Regions from separate parts of the Mus musculus genome. Here region 2 is linked to region 1. Evidence: chromatin contacts called from ENCODE Hi-C or POLR2A ChIA-PET data. All regions are on one chromosome and are shown on one strand. Each heading gives the region's core, a stretch centred on a gene start or an enhancer-like site at or near the end of the contact. The rest is flanking DNA. Distances are from core to core; before and after follow the strand shown. Region 1 holds the start of Sf3b2 (splicing factor 3b, subunit 2). Region 2 holds the start of D330050I16Rik (RIKEN cDNA D330050I16 gene).

Region 1 (5,156 bases), core at 1,746-4,245:
AAAACAAAACAAAACAAAACAAACAAAAAAAAAAAACTAGCAGCAAAGTATTTTCTATAATGGATAAAGAGTAAAATTACATGTGTTACTATCATAGGAATTCTACAATATACTTGGTTTAAAATGTTTGGTTTTCTTTCTTTTTTAATGACAACCCTCCAAAGTTTGAAAAAAAAATCATTTTTAGTTTATAGGCCATCCACAAGCAGGGCACACATAGTGTGCTAACTCCTGGACTACAGAAAAGATGGAAGCACTAGAACCTATTTGGTTATCAGGTAGCCTCCAAGGCAAATTTGAATGAAGCATCTTGGTTTGGACATTAAATAATGTTAAATGGCATCCTCTGGATAGAGCAAGATGTCAAGTCAGAGAGAAAAACATCACCGTCTTCCAGTACCCCAAGAGTTCATGTTGCTTCAGTGAATCTCACACTAGCAGCAATAGGGCCCAGGCCAATCTGCCAAAATACTGGCTTCCTGGGAGTCTAACTATACCTACGTTCTAGTCTTCAACCAAGACCTTCCTAAAAGGCTTGGCCTCAGGGTCTAGCTTTCTCAGGCTCCATTTCCCCGTCAGGGACCTAATGTGTCCCAGGTACAGGTTTCCACCTGTCCTACCTGCTTGGCACGCTCCTCTTGCTGCATCAGCAAAGCTGCCTGCTGCTGTGCCAGCTTCAGCCGTTCTTCTTCTGACAGCGCCACAGGCTCACCCACTCGAAGAGGTGGTGGGGGCCCCAGATTTGGTGGGTGAGCCATAGGAAAGCCAAGGCCAAGGCCTGGTGGAGGTGGTGGAGGTGGTGGAGGAGGCTGTAGAGGGGGAAGTCCCATAGGTGGTGGTGGCATAGGAATCCCAGACAGCTATGGGGAAAAAAATACAGCTATGAATTAGAAAGCATTTATTCAATTTATAAGCATTTGCTAGAGACCTAGCAAAAGAGCCAGATACTAGAATTTGAAGTCTAATGACGTAGGATTCAAGAAAATACACCATAAAAGAATCAAAAGATGCTAACTTTAGCACACTGATCAAAGCTATTAGCTTCTCTGAAAAAATATGAGGAACATTCATATTACATTTTGCATTCAATTTAAGGAGGTACAAGGACACCTCTAAAATCCATACAGGAACTTCACAAAACACACATACACAAACACACCAATAAACTCCAGGTCAAAGCCACAACTTTAGAGGAAGAGAAACAAATACTAGAATCAGAAAGGACTTAAAGAAATAGGAACTAGGGCTGGATAGATGGCCAAGCAGTTAAGAGCTGCTCTTCTATAATATCAGGGCTCAATTCCCAGCACCCCGATGGAAGCTCACAGTTCTGTAACTCCAGCCCCAGAATGACCCAACGCCCTTCAATGGCCTCCTAAAACACTGCATGCACGTGACGCACAGGTAGAAACTTGGACAAAATACAAATTCAGACAAAACACTTATATACATAAAAATAAGTTAAAAAAAAAGTAATAACCAACATTCCAAGGCATAGGATATCTACGTTGTACTAGATGCAGGGAGTATATTATTCAAGTCAGGGCATTATCCTTTACCGTTTCAATAACTTTGGGAGCTATACCTGGCAGGAGAAAGCATGACCACTTCCAGCTGAGAAAGGATCAAGGAACATTTCCAGATATTCTAGTGGAATCTTGAGTGATAAGTCAAATTTGGAGGAGTAGACATTGGGGATTAAAACAGTAGCAGCACTAAATCAGAAGTGAAGAGGTCACAATTTTGTCTCCTTAGACCTCACCCTTAACTTACGGTCCCATCTGCTAGCTCAACACATGGCTATCCTGAGCAGAAAAGATCCTCGAAGCAATCTCTTACCTGTGCTGACATAGGAGGAGGAGCCGCTTTGTCCCCATCTTCTCCTCTCAAAACTGGTCGATTCAGGACAATGCCCGTCTACAAGAAAAAAGAGAGCTCTAGGTCAGACTACAAGGACGTATTCCATTACATAACCTCCTCTTCCATTTATTTACTTAACAAAATGTACCCAGTGCCCACTTGACAGAGACTGGGGCTGGAACCTGAGAAAAGCAACAGGAGTAGAAGTAATTACAATAAAGCAAAACCAAGAACTGACAAAATGGTCAAGAGCCGGCTTGCTGCGTTGAAGTACACAAAAAAGACCTAGCCCGGTGTGCTGGAGCACTCGGAAGGCAAACGCATTAGGATCTCTTAAGTTTGAGGCCAGCCAGGGCTACACTGAGAAACCCTATCGCGAAAGAACAAACAAAAAAAGTATATGAAACGAAGATCCAGCCGCGGAGTGGTGGCGCACGCCTTTAATCCCAGCATTTGGGAGAGGCAGGCGAATTTCTGAGTTCCAGGCCAGCCTGGTCTACAGAGTGAGTCCAGGACAGCCAGGGCTATACAGAGAAACCCTGTCTCAAAAAAAAAAAAAAAAACCAAAAAAAAAAAAAAAAAGAAAAGAAAAAGAAAAAAGAAAGAAGAGAAGAGAAGAGAAGAGAAGAGAAGAGAAGAGAAGAGAAACGAAGATCCATCCGTGAGTAGTCTTAAAGGCCTCCAGGAAAAGTGAGACCTAGCCTGCACTGACAACACTCACCTGACGGGTGTAGGTCTGCAGCCGCTCTACTAACTCCTCGCGACTCCCTATAGGACGAAGCACAGAATCAGGGGGTCAGCATCACCTCGAGCAGGCCAATTTGGCGAGGTCAGGTCCCACAGGCCTGTCTCCGCCCCCCGCCCCGTGGGTCTCCTGGGTAACCAAGCTCCACTTCGCCACAAGCCCACGCAGGGCCCCTCTCGACCGCCTCTGCGCCTCACCCTGGATCGGCGCTCCTATCTCTGCCAATCTGGCCTGAAGCTCCTGCGCAGCCCAGGCTCCATAGTGGCCTGGAGGTGGAGGCGGTGGCAACTGCAACTCTCCTTTGGGAGGTTCGGGATGCTCCGCCGCCATCTTAGCCACAAGAAGGCGCGAGACCAACACGGAAGCTCGGGTCAGCCGCCGGGCCTACTTCCAGAAACTTCCGGTTGCGTAATCCACGTCCCGCGGTGATTGGAGAGAACTTGGTCCAAACACACGCCCTTTCCCTTACCGGGGAATAGGAATCGCCGCCAACGGAGGTTGCAGAGCCTTCTGGGAGTTGTAGTTTGCGGATGCGCCATCTAGAGGACGAACGCTCGCTATGACATCCGGTATGCAGCAGTAGTAATACATCCGCTGCCTGGCTGCAAGAGCTTACTCTACCCAGAGCAGATGCATTCTTCTTCTCTCCTGGCCAAACACATACTAAGTCTTCTGTCCCGACACCCTTCAATGATGAGAGACCTGGGTGCTTATTTCTCCTAGGAGCTCATAGAGATTCCTTTCCGGCGCCCGAATGGGAGGTTGGTGCCGATGGCTCTGATAAAACAGTGTTTGTCTGCTCACTCCCGCCCAGGCGTGCTTGAATGGGCTGAAAGGGGATCGGAGCCGGTGGAGGAACGGACCGCCAAGCTGAGTTCCAGCTGCTGACCTGGGGGAAGGGCACTGCTAAAATAAAATCCCCTTTTGCACCTTCGAAAAAGTCTTAAATAAATGTATTCTCTGTCAAATGCTTCCTTCCCCCTTTCGAGGAATGTTCATTAATACATTTTCCACCTTTCAGGTGTTTTATTATATGTATATGTACCGCTTGCATGCCTGGTATCTGTAGAAGCCAGAAGTGTCAGATCTGGAACTGGAGTTACACTTTTGTGAATCGAACCCAGGTCCTCTGCAAAAGCAACAGTGCTCTTAACACCAATTCTCAAGCCCCAAGGTTTTTGTTGTTTAAGACAAATGTGTCCATATGTGGCCCAGGCTACCCTAGAACTTCTGATCCTTTGCAGGCTACAGATATATACTATCACACCCGATTTCATGGAGTGGAAGATCAAGAGTCATGTAGTTCAGACTGTCTTGGGACAAAATCGAGCCCAAGCCAACCTCTAGCTCTTGGCAATCCTCCTGCCTCTGCTTCTTGAAAACTGGGCTTACTGCTGCCAGCTAATCCATTGTCTTTGTTTCATTTTTAAGTCTTTCCTGTCCTTTATTCCCACCTCCATTCCCCCAAACAGGATCTGGAACTTGATCTTCTTCTATCTTGAAGTATTTAGCATCCAGGAGGCAGCTAATAAATGAGTTGGGAGGTGGGGGTATCTAACCTGGGGACTTTATATTCTTGTAGGAAAAACAAAAAAACCTCAGGACCTTTCTTGGGGCAAGACACCATGACCCTTGCCTGCCCAACATCCACCAATTTATTTTATCTCCTTCCCTCTCCTAGTTCTGCCGCTCTCAATGACAGCCTGTTTGGTTTGTGTGTGATGAATAAAGGAGAGGAACACAAATGGTCTCATTTCCCACCCACGCGCTTCAGATCTTTTCCTAGCCACCTCCGTTTCACCAGCTGTCCTCAAGGGAGGAGTAATTGGAAAGGAGGGGTGAGCAGGATGCAGGAAAGGTGGGGTCTGAGACAGACAGATAGAGTACAGCTGGTAAAAGCGGTTCTTGTTCCCTTCACCTATACCCAAATGGTGACTCTTCCCCATTGGGTTCTCATCACTACCCTACACTGGGATTGCAGACGGAACCAAAGCCGGAAAGGACAGAACTAAAGAATGAGCGGCGGTGGCTTTTCCTTGTGCTTGCCAGCTTACTCAGACAACCATTTTTAACCCAAAGGAAGTCTCTGCTCCCTGTAATCAGAGAGCCCCGGACAGGTCACCTGAGGCTGGAGGCCCCAGTATGCTCAGGCAGGACTCCAGAGGAGTCCAGGGGGAGGAAGAGGAGGAGGAGAAGGGCAGGGTCTCTAAGGCAAGATAAAAGAGCAGATGGGTCGGTAATATAACTAGGGCCAGAAAAGGACATACCAAACAGGATGATTTTTTTTTTTCATGATTGCCCTGGGATGCAGATAGGATACCAAACTCTGCAAAGAGAAAGACTGAAAGAAAACAGAAGCTGACATGCCCGTGTGCCCCTGCCTCTGAAGTCAGGATCCTTACATAATGCCCACTTATTGGCTGTGTGAGACCAGAAGGGACCAGTGCAGCCCTGTTAAAGTACCAGAGTTGGGTGGTTAACCTACCTGAAGATCCTTTCCTTGCCCAGAATAAAGGAGACAACATCCATGCCATCCCTAGAATCAACTGTG
Region 2 (5,377 bases), core at 613-3,112, 93 kb after region 1:
ACCACCATGAAGCCCTGTTCAATTACTAACCAGAGTTAAGGCTCTGCCTTCAACTGCACAGCACTGCTCACCATTTCTGGCCCTTTCTGCCCACAGCAGTGTTCCACGCCCGATGTATACACGTGCCCTTCCCCCAGCCTTGAGCAGGCTACAGTAACGACCCAGACCCAGGTGGAGTCAACTTCCCACAGGAGCAGACTGCCCACTGAGCTCACTTTGCAGCTCAGTCCAGCAGAAACAAATCTGCGGGCTCTCCCTATATAAATGCAGGGCTGACTATTGAACTTTGAGCCGTGCAGAAACGTTTGTCTTGGCTTCATCCTTCTCTCGCACCCAGTCCTTTTCATTTCCAGCCCCCCTTTCAGGGTAACCCAGCTCATCCATGGCTGCTGAACAGGTACATGTACATAAACAAGAACATAAATAAGCAGGCATGCACCCTGGACCTGCTCTACCCATCCCACAAACAGAAGAGAACTTCAACAAACACCATACAGAGGAAGATGCATCAAATTTAGCTCCCCCAACCAGGCCCTACCAGGAGGGCATCTTCTCAAAAATCTCTGCCGTATTCAACCACTGCAGTCACTCTCTTCTTTAACCCAACAGTCCCTTTCTCTGCCTTGGCACCACTCCACTTTCTGTGGGAACTGTCAAGTCCCAAGTCTCCCTTTTTCCAACTAGCAGATTACTTTCAAGAAAATTTCTGATCTGGAGACTGGAGAGATGTCTCAGGGGATAAGAGCACTTGCTGTTCTTACAGAGGACCCAAATTTGGTTCTCAGAATCCATATGGCAACTCACAGCCATCTAATTCAGTTCCAGGGGATCCGATGCCTTCTTCTGACCTCTGCTGGCACGGGCACATGAGGGTAAAATACTCAAATGCATTAACATAAAAACAATCCTTTGTTTAAAAGATTAATGTCCTGTGGTGGATCACACTTCAGCAATGCTCTCTTTGCATAGATCCTATGGGCAGACTGTGGGTTCCTGCCACTGGCTACTATTTATGCTCCTCAACATGTTCCTCTGCCCACAACTGAACTACTGGAATTTAGCAGGTTCTATGCCTGACTCTCGTTCTCATTCCACATGTTCTAAGGCACTTCTTTGGTTTCCTGAATACACACCAGCCCAAAGTCACTCTATCTCACTTAAACTGTAAGGTTTCCCATATACACCAAACATAAAGTTCTCCCAAAACTGTGTCATTCTCCCCTGCCTCAAATCTGCTTCTCTTCTAAACTCAGTTCCAACAGATGACACCTCCATTCACCAGGCCAATCAGACCGAATTCCTATTCAATCTGTCCACTTCTCTCCGGCCCGCTGCATAGAGAAACATGCATACTATTAGCCCTCACCTGGTTGCTTGGACCTCCCTCCCGATCTCTTGATCTCTGGTCCTACGTTTGACAAGCTCTCAACCCACTGATCTTCATAAAATATCATGCAATTCAAGTCACTTGCTTACTCAAATCCTTGGCTCCCTACCATCCTCATAACAAAGCCCAAACTTCTCAACAGGGCTTACAGCGCTGGTTCAGACCCAAGCCTATCTTACTGCTTCATGTCTCCGCTATGAGCTATTGGTCGATTGTCTGTACACGCTCGTCCCACCTCATTCACCCACCCAATGCATTGCTGTGAAGTGCCAGGAAGACAGGGAAGGCAGGAAGACTCCTGTCTTCTTAAAGCTTAACGTGGAGACGTCAACGTTTAACCCCAAACACCCGGAGGACGTCTTTAACCCGAGAGGCAGATGGCCCTCGAGGTCCTCCCGTACCCTCCGTCCTGGGCATCCCAAGACCCTGCCCCGCCCCCGGGCCCCGCCCTCACCGGCCTCGTAGCCGTCATCGCGTTTCTCCCGCTTCACGCGCCGCTCCGAGGGCTCCGCTTGGCTTCGTTCGCGACCGTGCGCGCCGCTGCGGGCCTCGGCTTCCGCCCCACGCCGCCCGCTCCCGCGCTCACTCCCACGCTCCCGGCTCCGCTTCCGTCGTTCGCCGCCGCTGCTGCCGCCGCCGCTGCTCCGGTGCTTGTGTTTCTTATGCTCGCGATGCCGTGGCGGCTGCTCGGTCGTGCCCCCAGTCCCGGCCGCAGCCGTCGTCCCGGCCGCCTCCTTCTCGCCACGGTGCTTCTTTGACGACCCCATGATTATTGCGTCCGCCTGGAGCCGGGCCGCTACCCTAGCCCAGACGACGCGAAATGGGAACGCTTCCGGGTCGCGCGACCGCCCCGTTCCTGTTGCCGGAAACTAAGAGGGGCTGTTTCCGGGGCCTGCCTGGGAACCTCCAAAGGCTCACGGGAGGGACTGATTGAGGGTGCGCGGTCCCGCCTGCCAGCTACTGGTCTCTGCGCACGCGCACCTGTAGAGACTGCGCCGTCCACCCTCTCGCGCCATCTAAGATGGTAGTCGTAGAGCCGTAAGAACTTTAGCATGGTACTGGGTCATCATCTCCGGAGCTAGAAGTTTCCCCTGCCTCCTTCCCCTTCCACTCTGATCGCTTCGTGGTGCTCTGTGCCTCAAGTCTCTCTGTGGGCAGCCCCCTCTCCAGTGACTGTCCAAGCAAGCTCCCTAGTGCCGGGGCTCCATCCAGAGTTGGAAAATACTCTTTCTTTTAGCGAACGCTACCGTCATCCTATGTCCCCTAGACTGATGGATTGGACCGTTTTATTATTATTTTTTAGACAGGGGTTTTCTCTGTCCTGGAACTCACTCTGTAGACCAGGCTGGCCTCGAACTCAGAAATCCGCCTGCCTCTGCCTCCCAGGTGCTGGGATTAAAGGCGTGCGCCACCACCGCCCAGCTGGATTGGACCTTTTTAACTAGGCTTTGGAGTGCTCTTTGAATTTGTGCCTATAAACCTGGTGATACTGAGTGATGGTTTGTTTCTAGTTTTCTTTTTTTGTAAAGGTAGGTCTAGTACTTGTTACTTACCCCTGGCTGTCTTCAAACCCACCACAGTCCCTCTGTCAGCCTCTCGTGTGCATGGCCACTCCAGGCTTGAGTGCAAATTCGGCACATTTGTGCATGTATATGCTTTCCCTCCTTTTTTTGTTTTTCCCGTTCTGTCTAGCCTGTTAACTATGTAGCCCAGGCTGGGATTACATGCTTTTCTCGACTTTTCCTGGGTTTCTGTTTGTTTGATTGTTTGTTTAGTTTGGTTGCTTTGTTTTGGGTTGAGTAAAGGGTTAAGGGTTTAAGTTAAGGGTTCACACACTCCCATCTGATAGTCGTTGCTCCTCTCTGGACTTCCGGTGTAGCACCTCGCTGGTGTGGTTTGGTGTGGGGGATGGGCACCTTTGAAGGTCCACCCCGAGACTGAGCGCCTTCAGAGGCAGGGTCCTGTTCACTAAGATTTCTAGGTCCCCTGGCATGTTGGGGAAAGCATGGCAAAGTCTCAGCGGATTCCTTTCCGGTGCCCCACGCCTCAGTAGAGAGACGGCTTGTTGAGAATGAGGTGTAGCCTGGGTTTCCAGGGCGTGGGGGAAACAGCTCAACCTCTGCCACCCACTTCCGCTACCTATCTCCGACCCACAGCCAACTCCCCTCAGAAGTCTCACACTGTACTTGGCCATAAAGCGTTTAATTTTTCTCTCGGGGACTGTAGTCTGGGTCCAGGGTTGGGGAGGGGCGTCTTCCAGGCTGGCTGCTGGTTGGCTCTGTTTTGGGGGGGCTCTGAGAAGAGGGCTCCATTTCTGCTCTAAGTGATCGGTTGCTCCTTAAAGACACAGATGGAGACCAGTGGGCTCCACAGCACCCTCTTCCATGCCCAGTGCAGCCTTTTACCCTGTGATCTAAATCTAAGTCCTATACTTAGTTGCTGTGTAACCCTGAAAAGTGACACCCCCTCCTGCAGTCTCAGTTGTTTGGGGGTTGGTTTTACTGTGAAGTGAATCTTACAATCCCTTCTCTGTACCAGGTTCCTCACTCTAAGGTGTAAGGGACAGTCTGAAGGGTGACAGAGTGGCACCAGCTGCTTGGCTTATCTTGCTTAGAGTCCTAGACTAGCTTTACTGTGTATTTGTTCCTTTGTCCTCAAGTAAGGTCCTACTCTGGTCTCAGTGGAAGGTGGGGACAATAGCCCTGGGTGACATGGAGAACACTAGGCGGGTACCTTGTCCCCCCTCACCTGTGCTTCCGGGGGGTGCTCTCAGCATTGCCTGCCTCGGCCAGCAGCTGGTCCTCGTCTACCCCCAGTGCTGACAGCACCTGGGAGAAGCGCCGATTTGCAGTGAGTCTGGCGTTGGTCTGATGGGAGAAAAAAAAAAAAAGGTTCCTACCCTTCACCAAGGCTGCTTGGGGTCACCATGGAGCTCCGATTATTAAGAAGGGGGGACAGATAGGACCCTACTCCAACTTTGTTTCACTACACACTTGTCGAAGCAGCTCCGTTGGTGGTGATGGAGGTGGGCCTGCACAGCTGTTAGCCCTCACCTGCATGGCCTGCTGGAACAGGAAGGGCCGGGCCTGCACCCTATGCTGGATACCTTGGAGCTCTGCTTGGTACTCAGCAAAACGCTGTCGCTCCTTGCGCCTGTGAGGGAGACAAGACAGGCCTCTAGGCAGCTGAACATCGCCACTCCCCAGAGTAGAGCCTGCTGGTCTTTTTTGAAGCCTGTCAACATAAAAGTTTCCCCTGACACTCACAACGCCATTACACTCCCACTCCAGCCCTGCATTGCTTGGGTGGGATCACCATTTTACTGCTGGCTCATAAAGGTGGTGGGGACTTAGCCTAGATAGTAGGATTAAGCACCTGTCCCAGGTTTAGGCTATGTACATCCAGGGCTTGCCCACCCTTATGGCTACACCCAAAGGAGGGAACCTGTCCTCCTGGCTTTGACCTCCTGCTTCTACAGCCTCCGTTTGTAAACCTCCCCTTATTCTCCCCCATTGAGGATGCTGTGGGGTGTGTGACCTGGGGAGTCCATTTTTCTTCACTACAGCAGGAGTTAGGCAGCGCTCCTAGGTACCCTGTGCCTTCTCTGTGTAGATAGCTTAGAAGGCGACAGAGGAACCAAGGAATTGCAAATAAAAGAACATCTCCCAAAGCTAGACTAGTGATTAACATTTAAGAAGCTGCGGCAGGAGGATTGCCTGAACTCAAAGCCAACCTGGGCTACAAAGTAAATTATAGGCCAGTCTGGATTAAAGAATGAGACTATAGAAAACAAAGATCTGGACTGCACTAGAGCAAGTTTTCCTGTTTATAAAAATCAGCTTGAGGGTGTGTAGCTGGTTCAGCAGGTGCAGGTGCTTGCCACACTTAGGCTAGCAGGCTGGGTCCAAGCTCCGGCTCCTGGCGTGGCTCACTAACCTCTGTGTTCGTGCAATGGCGTGAGCTCCCCTTCCCTGTGTGTGTACGCGCCCG

The links. A loop is a pair of places that touch in the nucleus more often than their neighbours do. ChIA-PET counts read pairs that join two places held with the same protein, here RNA polymerase II (POLR2A).
Region 2: a map of left cerebral cortex shows a loop between it and region 1 (8-fold over the local background). The contact joins the promoter of D330050I16Rik here to the promoter of Sf3b2 in region 1. A Hi-C loop is called at or near these places in 1 of 37 maps with a recorded cell type or tissue (left cerebral cortex). POLR2A ChIA-PET finds 5 or more read pairs at or near these places in 4 of 5 experiments (Patski and embryonic stem cell).

What each region holds. Positions count from the first base shown.
Region 1 is chr19:5,292,460-5,297,615 of GRCm38, forward strand. Sf3b2 (splicing factor 3b, subunit 2) reads right to left here and starts at 2,996. Exons shown (of 21, transcript NM_030109.2): 1 at 2,803-2,996; 2 at 2,582-2,628; 3 at 1,840-1,917; 4 at 621-860. The coding sequence starts at 2,935.
Region 2 is chr19:5,386,474-5,391,850 of GRCm38, forward strand. It overlaps D330050I16Rik (RIKEN cDNA D330050I16 gene), which reads left to right and starts at 1,863. Exons shown (of 1, transcript NR_033224.1): 1 at 1,863-3,596. Sart1 (squamous cell carcinoma antigen recognized by T cells 1) reads right to left here and starts at 2,230. Exons shown (of 20, transcript NM_016882.3): 1 at 1,842-2,230. The coding sequence starts at 2,154. It overlaps Tsga10ip (testis specific 10 interacting protein), which reads right to left. Exons shown (of 8, transcript NM_001373978.1): 6 at 4,441-4,540; 7 at 4,136-4,254; 8 at 3,574-3,724. The coding sequence ends at 3,589.